2 separate regions of the Homo sapiens genome follow, and region 2 is linked to region 1. The links are chromatin contacts, found by Hi-C or POLR2A ChIA-PET in ENCODE. All regions are on one chromosome and are shown on one strand. The core of a region is the stretch at or near the end of the contact, and the rest is flanking DNA. Distances in the headings are between cores, read along the strand shown. Region 1 overlaps XPO6 (exportin 6). Region 2 overlaps SBK1 (SH3 domain binding kinase 1).

Evidence for each region. A loop is a pair of places that touch in the nucleus more often than their neighbours do. ChIA-PET counts read pairs that join two places held with the same protein, here RNA polymerase II (POLR2A). Pooled maps may share reads with other maps.
Region 2: a map of naive thymus-derived CD4-positive, alpha-beta T cell shows a loop between it and region 1 (12-fold over the local background). The contact joins two enhancer-like sites. A Hi-C loop is called at or near these places in 7 of 168 maps with a recorded cell type or tissue (CD4-positive, alpha-beta T cell, CD4-positive, alpha-beta memory T cell, CD8-positive, alpha-beta T cell and 3 more), 2 of 37 single-sample maps with no recorded cell type and 12 of 50 pooled maps. POLR2A ChIA-PET finds 5 or more read pairs at or near these places in 4 of 52 experiments (CD4-positive, alpha-beta T cell, CD4-positive, alpha-beta memory T cell, WTC11 and 1 more).

What each region holds. Positions count from the first base shown.
Region 1 is chr16:28,133,823-28,139,787 of GRCh38, forward strand. XPO6 (exportin 6) reads right to left here. Exons shown (of 24, transcript NM_015171.4): 10 at 1,394-1,502; 11 at 19-111. Among named protein-coding and RNA genes, the nearest start is that of GSG1L, 73 kb to the left of the region's middle. Within about 2 kb of position 3,414, at least 5 of the 41 ENCODE cell types and tissues checked have a DNase peak (open chromatin) inside an H3K27ac peak, as active enhancers do; they include CD8-positive, alpha-beta T cell, where a contact is called at or near this core.
Region 2 is chr16:28,314,228-28,320,192 of GRCh38, forward strand. SBK1 (SH3 domain binding kinase 1) reads left to right here. Exons shown (of 4, transcript NM_001024401.3): 2 at 3,158-3,390; 3 at 4,768-4,970; 4 at 5,849-5,965. The coding sequence starts at 3,165. Among named protein-coding and RNA genes, the nearest start is that of SBK1, 25 kb to the left of the region's middle. Within about 2 kb of position 2,969, at least 3 of the 41 ENCODE cell types and tissues checked have a DNase peak (open chromatin) inside an H3K27ac peak, as active enhancers do; they include CD8-positive, alpha-beta T cell, where a contact is called at or near this core.

The sequences.
Region 1 (5,965 bases), core at 2,164-4,663:
CCCCGGACAGCACATTACCAGTGTGGAGAAGGCGTGCGTGGGCAGGAGCTCCATCACTTTGGCCACCACCTCCAAGCTCTGCCGTAAGTACCGCTGCCACTCCGTCTGCTGCTGTAGGGGAAGCACAGGAGAATCAGCTCTCCCAGAATCCTCTCATCTTCCTTGCCAACCTCAAGACCACTCTCAGACATAAAATTTTGAAGAAATGGAAAATGATGGAACCAGGTTATCTGGTACTATAAAAAGGCCAAGCTAGAATTTTTTAAAAACAATGAATTAATTTCACAAAAAACTACTTCCTCAGAAAGTAAATGATCCACATAGAATAAGCTATTTTCCCCCCTTTGGGTTATAGGATACAGAGATGGAGAGCCACTTGTGAAATCACCTGTTGGAAATGATCACGCATCACCTTCTGACACGGTCCACTACTGTATCCCTATCCACATAACTGACTGACTCAGTGCCACTCAGAATGGGGTCCACAGCCAGCCAGCAAACGCATCCCCTGGTGGGCTGTCAGAGATGCAAATTCTATGGTCCTCACCCCAAGCCTCCAGAATCAGAATCTGCTTTAACAAGCTGTTCCAGTGATTCTTATCCATGGTGACATTTAAGAAGCAAGACACGTCACTCCCCTTTTGGGAGATGAGGACATTAAGGCTCACAGAAATGCCACACCCAGCCCTCCAATCTCCTCCATGCCCAAGGTTGCAGAGCTTCAAACCCAGGCCATCTGGCTCTAAGCAAAGGGCTCTCTGTAACCCAAATATGACCACCCATAAGCTCTTGACCATGCCGCAGTCACTCTTACTTTGAGAAGAGCAGCAGTTATTTGAAAAATTTTAAAGTGCCTAATGGTTTAAAAAAAAACACTGGAATTGTTTCCTTAAAGACATTTTCCTTATTAATGTTGGGCACATCAGCATCAATAAATTCAAGGCTGATTTTAAGAAGCAGAAGTTTGCATAATGTACTCCAAACAGACTTCCTTTCATTCTAGCCTTATCGGTTCAGTATCTTGCTAACGGTCTCCACAAGCATCCAGCTAGCTGTTACTGCTGCCCAGGTTGGGGAGCAGAGGTGAGGGTGCAAGGCAGGGGAGACAGAGAGGATACAGAGTTCTCACTAAACCGTTTTTCATTGTGCATATGGTTTCTCTACTTACATCTCTAGTCCACATAGATAAAAAAGCCTGTAAAACATTTTTTATGGTTAATAAGCCAAAAGGGACCAGCAGGAGATTAAAAATTTCAAATGTACGACTCAAACCAGAAGACTACTCTGGTTTCAGAACAGTCTTCGGAGCAGAGGGCTCTGGGTTCCAGGTCCCCATTCTGATTGATGTCACAACATGACAGCGACAAAAAATCAATCAGGGCATGCCGCTTACATCGTCATCCAGAGTCTCATCATCCAACTCCTCCAGCTGGGCTTGGTTGTATCTGAACTGGATTCGATTCAACACCTCTGTGAGCAGGAGCACCAGGGCATCTTCGTACCTATGTGGCAGGGAGAAATTCAACATTGAAAGGAGGCTTTCAGCTTAGAATTTGGAAAATGCCTCCTGCACTATAAAAGAAATGGTGTCTATGTTGATCACCATGGAAAAAGAGCATCGAAATTCCTGAGGCTGAGTTTATGGGTTGGTACGTGTGTGCGCCCATGGAAGAGAAGCAGAGGTATTTATTTAATGACGTACCAGGCACCATGTATCTTCCTGACAGACTGTTTATATAACAGCCTTTTTTGTCTCTGGCAATAATTTCTGTCTTAAAATATATTTTGTCTCCTATTAGTATAGTGACCCGAGCTTTCTTTTGGCTACTTTTTGCACGGAATATCTCTTTCCATCTTTTTACTTGCAATCTATTTGTATCTGAATCCAAAGTGAGTCTCTTGTAGACAACACGTCATTGGGTCGTGGCTTTAAAAAATCTGTTCTCTGCCTTTTTTAACAGGAGAATCTAATCCACTAAATGTAATGTAATTACTGATAAGGAAGGCCTCATTTTTGCCATTTTGCTATTTATTTTCTATGACTTATGTTCCTCAATTCCTCCATTCCTGCCTTCTTTTGTGTCAAACAGGTATTTTCTAGTGCTGCATTTTAAATCCCTTGTCCTTTCTTTTACTAAGTATTTTCAAGTTATGATCTTAGCAGCTGCTCTGGGGATGATAGGCACTGCATATAAATATTACCTAATTCAATGATTTCATGCTTTTAACAGCTGTGAGAAGTAAATGGTATCAATATTTTTCTGATGAGGAAACAACAATTAACAGAAGTTAAATAAACTGCCCAAGGCCACAAAGCTATTTCGAACCTAGGGCCCCCTAATTCAAAATCATGTTCTCGCTACACATAAATCACCAATGAAGTGTTTTGTTTTGTTTTGTTTTGTTTTTGTTTTTGGAGACAGAGTCTCCTCTGTCACCCAGGCTGAAGTGCAACGGCGCAATCTTGGCTCACTCCAACCTCCGCCTCCCCAGGTTCAGTGATTCTCATGCCTCAGCCTCCCGAGTGGCTGGGATTACAGGCATGACCCACTAGGTCTGGCTAATTTTTGTATTTTTAGTAGAGACAGGATTTCGCCATGTTGGCCAGATTGGTCTTGAAATCCCGACCTCAGATGATCCACCTGCCTCGACCTCCCAAAGTGTCAGGATTACAGGCGTGATCCCGCGCCCAGCACCAATGGGTTTTAAGCCTGCTCCACCCAACTCCCAAAACCTAATCTTTAGTCCATTTTAAGAAGACTTAGAAACTAAAAAGAGCCTGGGGAAACCCTGACCCTTTGATTTGTGTCTAAGAATAATTTCTCAAAGAAATACTCAGAGCGGTAGGTTTGGATATTTCCCACATGTAATAAGAACCCAACTCAGAAGATACCAAGTTATAAGCAACAATTGCTACCACAAGGACCAACAAACTGCTCATTTTCAAGAACAAATCATGTTGCCTAAATACTCGCCTATCCTGAAACGCTTCTAAGATAAGTTAAGGGACTGCTCCCATTCACAGAGCAAACCACCAGTGCTGGTTAGTAAGCTCTCCACATCAATCTGCTCTCCAAAGCTATGATGCTGGGGCTGAGACTCAAAGGACACTTTGTTTCGGTCTGTTAGGTTCTGCCAGCAGGGACACTGGAGGGAGACTGGAAGGCAGAAGGGACAAAAGGACTGCATCCTTCCTGTGGGCTTGCTGTCCTGGCAGTGCTGCCCCAGCAACAGACACCTGGCAGAAGCAACTGGTTCCGGTTTCCAGCTTCATTCCACATTCCCAGAACTAGTATCGTGCACCCTCAGAGGTGGAGGCAACACCCTCTCCTCAAAGGAATGGTCCCAGTTCGAAAAGATCCCTCCTCTGAACTCCTGTGGCAGCTAGATGGGGCCCTCTCTTCAGAGATCTGAACCCTAGTTGCTCAGGGACCAAGCAGTGATCTTCCAGATTTTGACAGCCCCAGCTTCTTGCCTTTGTACTTCTAGCCTTAGGGGTGAAGCCACTTCCTGTACTTATCAACTGTGTTATCTCAGTGTTTCCTCTGAAACCTATTTAATCAATTTCCTAAAATGAATTTTCTGTTCAAATAATTAAGTATGGTTTCTGATTTCCTGACAGGACTCTAATACACCACCCAATCTAATACAGTTGAGTACTGGGACAACATGATAACCAAAGTTAAAAGATATCCAATACCAAGACCAAATACAGTCCATTTAGTCCAGGAGGTACAGCCCATGTGATGAGAATCAGTCTACAGACCACTTACAAATCCTCCTGGATTGTCCCATTTCAGATTTTGGTGACCAGAGTATCTTTTTTTTTTTTAACTTAAAAATTTAACCTATGCCAAAATTGACATTTGTATTTATTTACTTATTTTTTAACATAATTTCAACTTTTATGTTAGATTCAGGGGATACATGTACAGACTGGTTACCGGAGTATACTGCGTGATGCTGAGGTTTGAGGTATAACTGATCTCCTCACCCAGGCACTGAGCATAGTACCCAATAGCTTTTCAGCCCCTGCCCTCCTCCCCACTCCCTCTCTATCAGTCTCCAGTGTCTGTTGTTGCCATCCTATGTCCACGAGCACCCACTATTTAGCTCCCGACAGCTCGTTTCTTAACTAGAGACAGAGACACTCCCTACTTGCCCATATCCAGCAATGACTCCCCAACTGTATGCAAACGACTTAACAACCTAACACACGCCAGCCCTAAAGTAGACTAGCAACTGAACAGGGCCCAGGAAAGAATGCCGGCAGGGAAAAAGGCACTAATAAAATCTGCAACGTCTGTGGGAAAATTCACCCAATAAAGTCAAAATCCCACTTAGTAAACTCCATAGAAAGGTAAGATCAAACATTTAGGCCTAGAGTTTATGTTTTTGCCTTTGTTCAAGACATAAATTTCTAAAGTTACAGAAGTTCCACACTATAAATTGCTGTGACAGATCAAAATATTTCCACAATTCTCCTAGGAAAGAAAATCTACTTCAGACCAGAGGACAGATGAATTTTGTCATCTATAAATTGTCTTGCTGTGCTAAAAGGAAATTTAGAGACTTTCTATGCAAATGTAACCCTAAATTAGACCTAAAATCTTAACTGGCAATTGGCAACTCTGGCTGCAAAAAAAACCCGTATCGCTTAGAAAATTAAGTCCAAGTAGGAACCAGGCAAACATGCACATAGATCACTGATCTCCCAAAGTGTCATGTGGGAGGTGGAGAAAGTATATGGCTGTGGCAGACACTCTGGTTGCCTGCCCAATACCCATTCTCCTTCCTCAGCAAGAGAGCACTGGGTATTGAGGCCAACTCAAGGACAACATCTCCCCTGAAGATGGGGGCGGTCAACGAGAGCCTAAAAGCAGCTACTGGGTGGGACTTCTAAGAAAGCTTCTTTTGCCCAACCTATCCCACTTCTCGTTCCTACTGCCTGAATCATGGGTATGATGTCTGTAGCATCATCCAGCATCCATCTCTGACCATAAGATGATGATGGAGAGGGAAGCCACGCCTAATGGTAGAACAAATAAGTAAGAGGATTCAAAAAATTACTTGCTACTCAAAGAGACACAACTTCTCAAGGAGAAGACAATCGACAGATGCCAACCTCAAGATGACAAAGGTGTTGGAATTATCGATGACTCTAAAACAGCTATAATAACAATGCTCCATGAGGTTCCTCTATGGTCTGAATTGTGCGACTCTTCCCCCAAAAAGTACTCATTCATATATTGAAGCCTAACCCTCAATGTGTCTGTATTTGAAGACAGGGCCTATAAAAAGGTAATAAAGTTATGTGAGGTCAAAGAGTAGGGCCTTAATCCAATAGGACTGTTGCCCTTATGAGAAGATGAAGAGACACAAGGGTTCTCTCCCTCCCTTTCCTCACATGCACACAAGAAAGGCCACGTGAGCATTCAGAGAGAAGGCGCCATCTGCAAGCTACCAAGAGAGCTCACAGAAACAGAATCTGCCAGCATCTTGAAGTGGAACTTCTAGACTCCAAAACTAAGAGAAAATAAATTTCTGTTGTTTAAGGCCAGCCTGTGGTATTTTGTTATGGTAGCCCAATCTAACTAATAGAGAAGGTAAACAATATGAGAAAGAAACCTGGAACTTCAAGAAGGAAGGAAAAGCAAGAGAAATGGCAATGTCTGGGTAAATCTAATAGACTACTTCTTTCTTCTTAAGAGCTATAAAATATGAATGATGGGTACGTGTATAAATTAGAACACTGTCTGGTGGGGTTTTCCAAGTATGTATATGTAAAACCTCAATATAAAGAAGAGAGGCTAAAGGACTCTAATCTATATGGTGGTAAGGTTTCCATACCACCCTTGTGGTAAAATGTGACTCTGAAAAGTTAAGTATATATACTGTAATACCCAGAGCAACCACCAAAAAAACCCACATAAAGAAATGTGGTCCAACACTCAATAGACACACT
Region 2 (5,965 bases), core at 1,719-4,218, 180 kb after region 1:
CTCACTGCAGCCTCGAATTCCTGGGTTCAAGCGATCCTTCTGCTTCAGCCTCCTGAGTAGCTGGGACCACAGGTGTGCACCACCACACCCAGCTAACTTTTTTTTTTTTTTTTTTTTTGTGGAGACAGGGTCTTGCTCAGGCCGGTCTCACACTCCTGGCCTCAAGCAATCCTCTCACCTTGGCCTCCCAGATTGCTGGGATCACAGACGTGAGCTACCTTGAGTGGCCCAACGCACTATTATTATATCCTTTGTATAGATGAGGAAACTGAGGCACAGAGAGAGGAAGTAACTTGCCCAAGGACATCCAGCTAGCAAGTGACAGAGTTGGGACTCAGACCCAGGCTGTCTGGCTCTACATCTGTGCCTTCTCCCAGAGGGAGCTGTGGTCATTGTTCTTCAGGGTGCAGGGGTGCTTAGGAGCAGGCTAGGGACACTGGAGTGACATGTCTGGGATTAGAGGGAGAAGGGGCCAGGTGCGGTGGCTCACGCCTGTAATCCCAGCACTTTGGGAAGCCCAGGCGATGGATCACCTGAGGTCAAGAGTTCGAGATCAGCCTGGCCAACATGGTGAAACCCCATCTCTACTAAACATGCAAAAATTAGCCAGATATGGTGGCGCACACCTGTAATCCCAGCTACTTGGGAGGCTGAGGTGGGAGAATTGTTTGAACCCAAGAGGCGGAGGTTGCAAAAAGCCAAGATCACACCACTGCACTCCAGCCCAGGTGACAAGAGAGAAACTCCGTCTCAAAAAAAAGGGAAAAAAGGGAGAAGGGAGTGCAGGGAGGGTAGAGGGAGGCTGCACCCGGAAGCAGTGCTCAGGGGCTGGAGGCTGGTGGCAGCTTCTAAAGGAGGCAGCCCTGGCCTCTCTTGCCAGTGCACACACAGATACATACTCATGTGTGCCTGCGCCTGGGAAAGGCTCATCCCCCATAGTCTACCTCTCTCCATTTACAGATGAGAAATGAATGCCCAGAGTGGTTGCCTGGAAGACCGGGGTTGGGGGGATGGGGTTTTAGAAAGGGGCAAAAGGAAACTTTGGGGTAATGGATGTGTTCGTGGTCTCGACGGCAGGGATGTATACATATGTCAGAATCATCACACTGTACACTTCAAATATGTGTAGTTTTTTGAACACCAAATATACCTCAATAAAACTAGAAAAATGACATGAGATAAGGGGAAATAAAGAAATGAAGGCCACGGATGGAGAGTTAGTTCACTGTCACCCACATGACAAGTCAGGTCTTAGCCCAAGTGGTGGCTCACGCTGTAGTCCCAGCACTTTGGGAGGCTAAGGTGGAAGGATCGCTTGATCTCAGGAGTTCGAGACCAGCCTGGAAAACATAGCAAGACCCCATCTCTCCAAAAAATTTAAACATCAGCCAGATGTGGTGGCGCATGCTTGCAGTCCCAGCTACTCAGGAGGCTGAGGCAGGAGGATCCCTTGAGCCCAGGAGTTCGAGGCTGCAGTGAGCTATGATCATCCTACTGCCCTTCAGCCTGGGCAACAGAGCAAGACCCTGTCTCAATACAAATACAGTTTTTTTTTTGAGACGGAGTCTTGTTCTGTCGCCCAGGCTGGAATGCAGTGGCACGATCTCTGCTCACTGCAGCCTCCACCTCCAGGGTTCAAGAAGTTCTCCTACCTCAGCCTCCCAAGTAGCTGGGATTACAGGCGTGCATCACCATGCCCAACTAATTTTTGTATTTTTAGTAGAGACAGGGTTCCGCCACATTGACCAGTCTGGTCTCGAACTCCTGACCTCAAGTGATCCGCCCACTCAGCCTCCCAAAGTGCTGGGATTACAGTTGTGAGCCACCATGCCCAGCCTAAATACAATTTTTGAAAAAGTCAGGTTGGCCAGGCGCAGTGTTCATTAGTCGGGTGGTGAGGTCGTCTGCAGTGGGGGAGGCACTGCCAGGCTGTGCTGATGTGTGGCCATGTGTATGGTGGGATGGTGTGGCCACATCTATACCATCCTGCCAGTTTGGCCTGAGACCACGTGGCCAAGGTATGTGATGATGCAATCATGGCCCTCAGACCTCTTCCCCACCCCCTACCTTATGGACAGCCATACCACTTTCGATCGTAATATACAACTGATGTGATCACTGTGTCTACTGCCCTTCTCCCCCTGGGGTGTAAGCCCCATGGTGGCAGGGAATCCTAGGTGTTTGTTCCATGCTGTGTCCTCCAGGCTTTGGAGAGCCCTGGGGAACAGCAGGTGCTTCGTCAGTACTTGTGAATAAGCTGGGCACAGTGGCTCATGCTGGTAATCCTAGTGCTTTGGGAGGCTGAGGTGGAAGGATCACTTGAGGCCAGGAGTTCTAGACCAGCCTGGGCAACATAAAGAGATGCCAACTCTACAAAAAAAAAATTAAAAATTAGGCATGATAGGTGCAGCAAACTACCATGGCACACGTTTACCTATGTAACAAGCCTGCACATCCTGCACATGTACCCCAGAACTAAAAATTAAAATAAATAAATAAAAATTAGCCAGGTGTGGTGGCACATGCCTGTAATCCAATCTACTCAGGAGGCTGAGATGGGAGGATAGCTTAAGCCTGGGAGGTCGAGGCTGCAGTGAGCTGTGATTGCGCCACTGCACTCCAGCCTGGGTGACAGAGCAAGACCCTGTCTCAGAAATAAAAATAACAACAAGCCGGGTGCAGTAGCTCATGCCTGTAATCCCAGCACTTTGGGAGGGCCAGGCAGAGGGATCACTTGAATCCAGGATTTCGAGACCAGCCTGGGCCACATAGTGGGACCCCCCTCTCTACAATCCAAATAAAACCAACGCTTCTGAATGGGAGTACCCGTGTGAACTCGGTATCTGGCTGTGTCTGTGTGACATAAACAGGGGCCTTGCCTGACACTGTGTGTGGGTGGCAGCATGAGGCAGAGGGGCTGGTGCCACCAAGCGCAGGGTCTGGCAGTGACTGGTCTTCGGGGAGCTGACTCAGGCCTGGCCCCTGAGGCTTTGGGGAAGGCGACGCGACCAAGATGCTTGTCGCCCCCTTGTGGTTATCTTGGGCCTGGCATCCGGGCCCATCCTCAAGTTTTCTGGGTTCTGGGGAGGGCAGAGGGGCTGGAGGAGGGGACCCTTGCCTGATGTCACACTTCATGCTCACCACCCCTACCCAACAGGGAGAAGATGAGCGTGGGCTGCCCAGAGCCTGAGCCGCCCCGCTCCCTGACCTGCTGTGGGCCGGGGACTGCCCCTGGGCCTGGTGCCGGTGTGCCCCTTCTCACTGAAGACATGCAGGCCCTGACTCTCCGCACACTGGCCGCCAGCGACGTCACCAAGCACTACGAACTAGTCCGGGAGCTGGGCAAAGGCACCTATGGGAAGGTTGACCTGGTGGTCTACAAGGGCACAGGTGAACAAGTGCAGGGTGGCAGGGCTGAGAGGTTGGGGTGGGGCAGGGCTGGGAGGTCAGGGTTGGGGGACATGACCTTGCAGCTGGGCCGGGGCTCTCTGGTGCTCTGTGGAAGCCAGGAGGCAGGGTCAGGGGCCAGATGTAGAGGATGAGGCCTGAGGCAGCCCAGGGGGAAAGAGACTGGGCAGATGGGGCAAGGGAGGAATCCGGGGCAGAGTGGCCAGGGTACAGGATGGGCTGCTGTGGGGCCATCTGGGGTGACTTTGAGACAGCCAAGGGGCTGTGCCAGGAGTGTCTGGGGAGGGCAGGGCTGCCGGCTGTGTCTGAGTATCACCAGCGTCTCAGGGATGTCTGGCCCCAGGAAGGTGGATGGAGAGTGAGGGTGGTTCCTCAGGAACAGGGTGCCACACTTAATGGGTGGTGGAAGGACCTGTGAGGTCAATATTGCAATCACCATCTCTCAGGTGAGGACAGGGAGACCTAGGCCAATTCAGCCACATAGCCAATGCCCTGCAGCTACAGAGGCTGTGAACCAAAACGAGACCCCAGGAGTCATCTCCAGAGCCTTGTCGCTTAGTCACTGAGCTTGATACCTCCCCCACACTGTAGGTCACAGCCGTGCCACCCAGCCAGCCAGGGGCTGGGGCTGTGTGAGCTCCCACAGCTGCACGCGCTTGGGTCCAGGGGCTTTGTGCTAACTGAGGGCAGCAGGAGGAGCACCTAACATGGGGTCACCTGAGCTTTGTTACTTGCTTGCTGTGTGACCTTGAGCAAGTGACTTCACCTCTCTGTGCTTCAGAGTCCTTCTCTGTAAAATAGGGTAACATTAGTGCACAACCCATACAATCATAATGAAGTGTGAGTTGTGAATGTGCAGTGCTGAAGGCAGGGCCTGCGATGTGTAAATGCTCCGTGGACACACATGTGTGCTCCACCCAGCTATGTACCAGATGGGCACAGATGCTTGCCCAGGCACAGAGTTGTGGACACATGCCTTGCAGTGTCTCATTTCTTATTCATTCATCCATTTAGCAAGACAGGAAGCTTAGGGAGACCCGTTCTAGATGGGGTAGGCTGACAAGATAAATAAGCATATGGCGGGCAGGACAAAATGAGAGAGGTGGAGGGCATCACAGGCCCCCTCGCCCCCTCCTCTTGGAGAGCTGCAGAGTGGGTGTAGAAGGCTCAGGTTGACCCTGCCTGCATGGCCTTGGGCAAGTCCTTTCCTCTCTCTGGGTCTGTTCCCATCCGTGAGATGAGGACAGTCATGCCTGCTGGGGACCCTGTTGCACCAGGGTCCAGAGACAGGCATGGGTGCATCCAGTGCGGAGGCACTGGGAGAGGGGGCTTCAACCCTGTTGCTGTTGCTCCCATCAGGCACAAAAATGGCACTGAAGTTTGTGAACAAGAGCAAAACCAAGCTGAAGAACTTCCTACGGGAGGTGAGCATCACCAACAGCCTCTCCTCCAGCCCCTTCATCATCAAGGTCTTTGACGTGGTCTTTGAGACAGAGGACTGCTACGTCTTTGCCCAGGAGTACGCACCTGCTGGGGACCTGTTTGACATCATCCCTCCCCAGGTACTCGGGATGGTGGCATAGGGTGGGGAAAGGGTCTTCAGGGTCCCAGAGTGTGAGAGTGGGAGTGGAGTCAGACCATTTAATTAACAAGTATTTACTGGGTGCCTGCTGTATGTCAGTTACCATTTGGGGAGGTGGGGATGTGCAGTAAGGAAGACAAAAGTCCCTGTTCTAGTGGGAAACTGACACTCCACAGCGGGCCAGATAATAACAGATGGAGATGAGTGCCTAAAAGGAGACAGTGAGAATGATGGGATGAAGTCACTGGGCCCTCCCCTGGGGCTACACAAGAGGAGAGGTGTCAGATCCACCTGGGAAGGGGCCCTCAGAGGAAGCGACCCTGGAACCGGGACGGTGGGGGAGGGTTCCAGGCACTAGCTTTAAATCTGCTCTGCCACTTGCTGGCTGAGTGATGAGACCTTCGGAGCAGGTCCTCCTTCTTTGCTGAGCACCTACTACATGCCAGAATCTGGAGACACAGATGCACGGACACAGCAGGGAACAGGACGGGAAGCTCAGGGAGCCCCGTTCTAGTTGGGGAAGACCGACGAGATAAGTATCTAGCAGGCAGGGCAAAATGACAGCAGGTGGAGGGCGCCGCGGACCCCCTCATCAACCTCCTGGAGAGCCGCGTGTCCCTCCTGGAGCCCCGATGTCCCCATAGGAGAAGCAGGCATGGTAGCCACTATGAGGATTGGATGAGACAGCGGGGGAAAGGGCGCTCAGCAGCATCCGGGCCGCGTCTGCGCGGTCGCCCCAGTTACTGGGGACAGGGTGGGAGGCGAAAACCGCCTTGCTAGAGAGGGAGCTGGAGGGGAGGGCGGCGGGGCGGGCGCTGGAGAGCTGGAAACAGCGCGGCTTCCCCCGGCCGCCCGCAGGTGGGGCTCCCTGAGGACACGGTGAAGCGCTGTGTGCAGCAGCTGGGCCTGGCGCTGGACTTCATGCACGGGCGGCAGCTGGTGCACCGCGACATCAAGCCCGAGAACGTGCTGCTG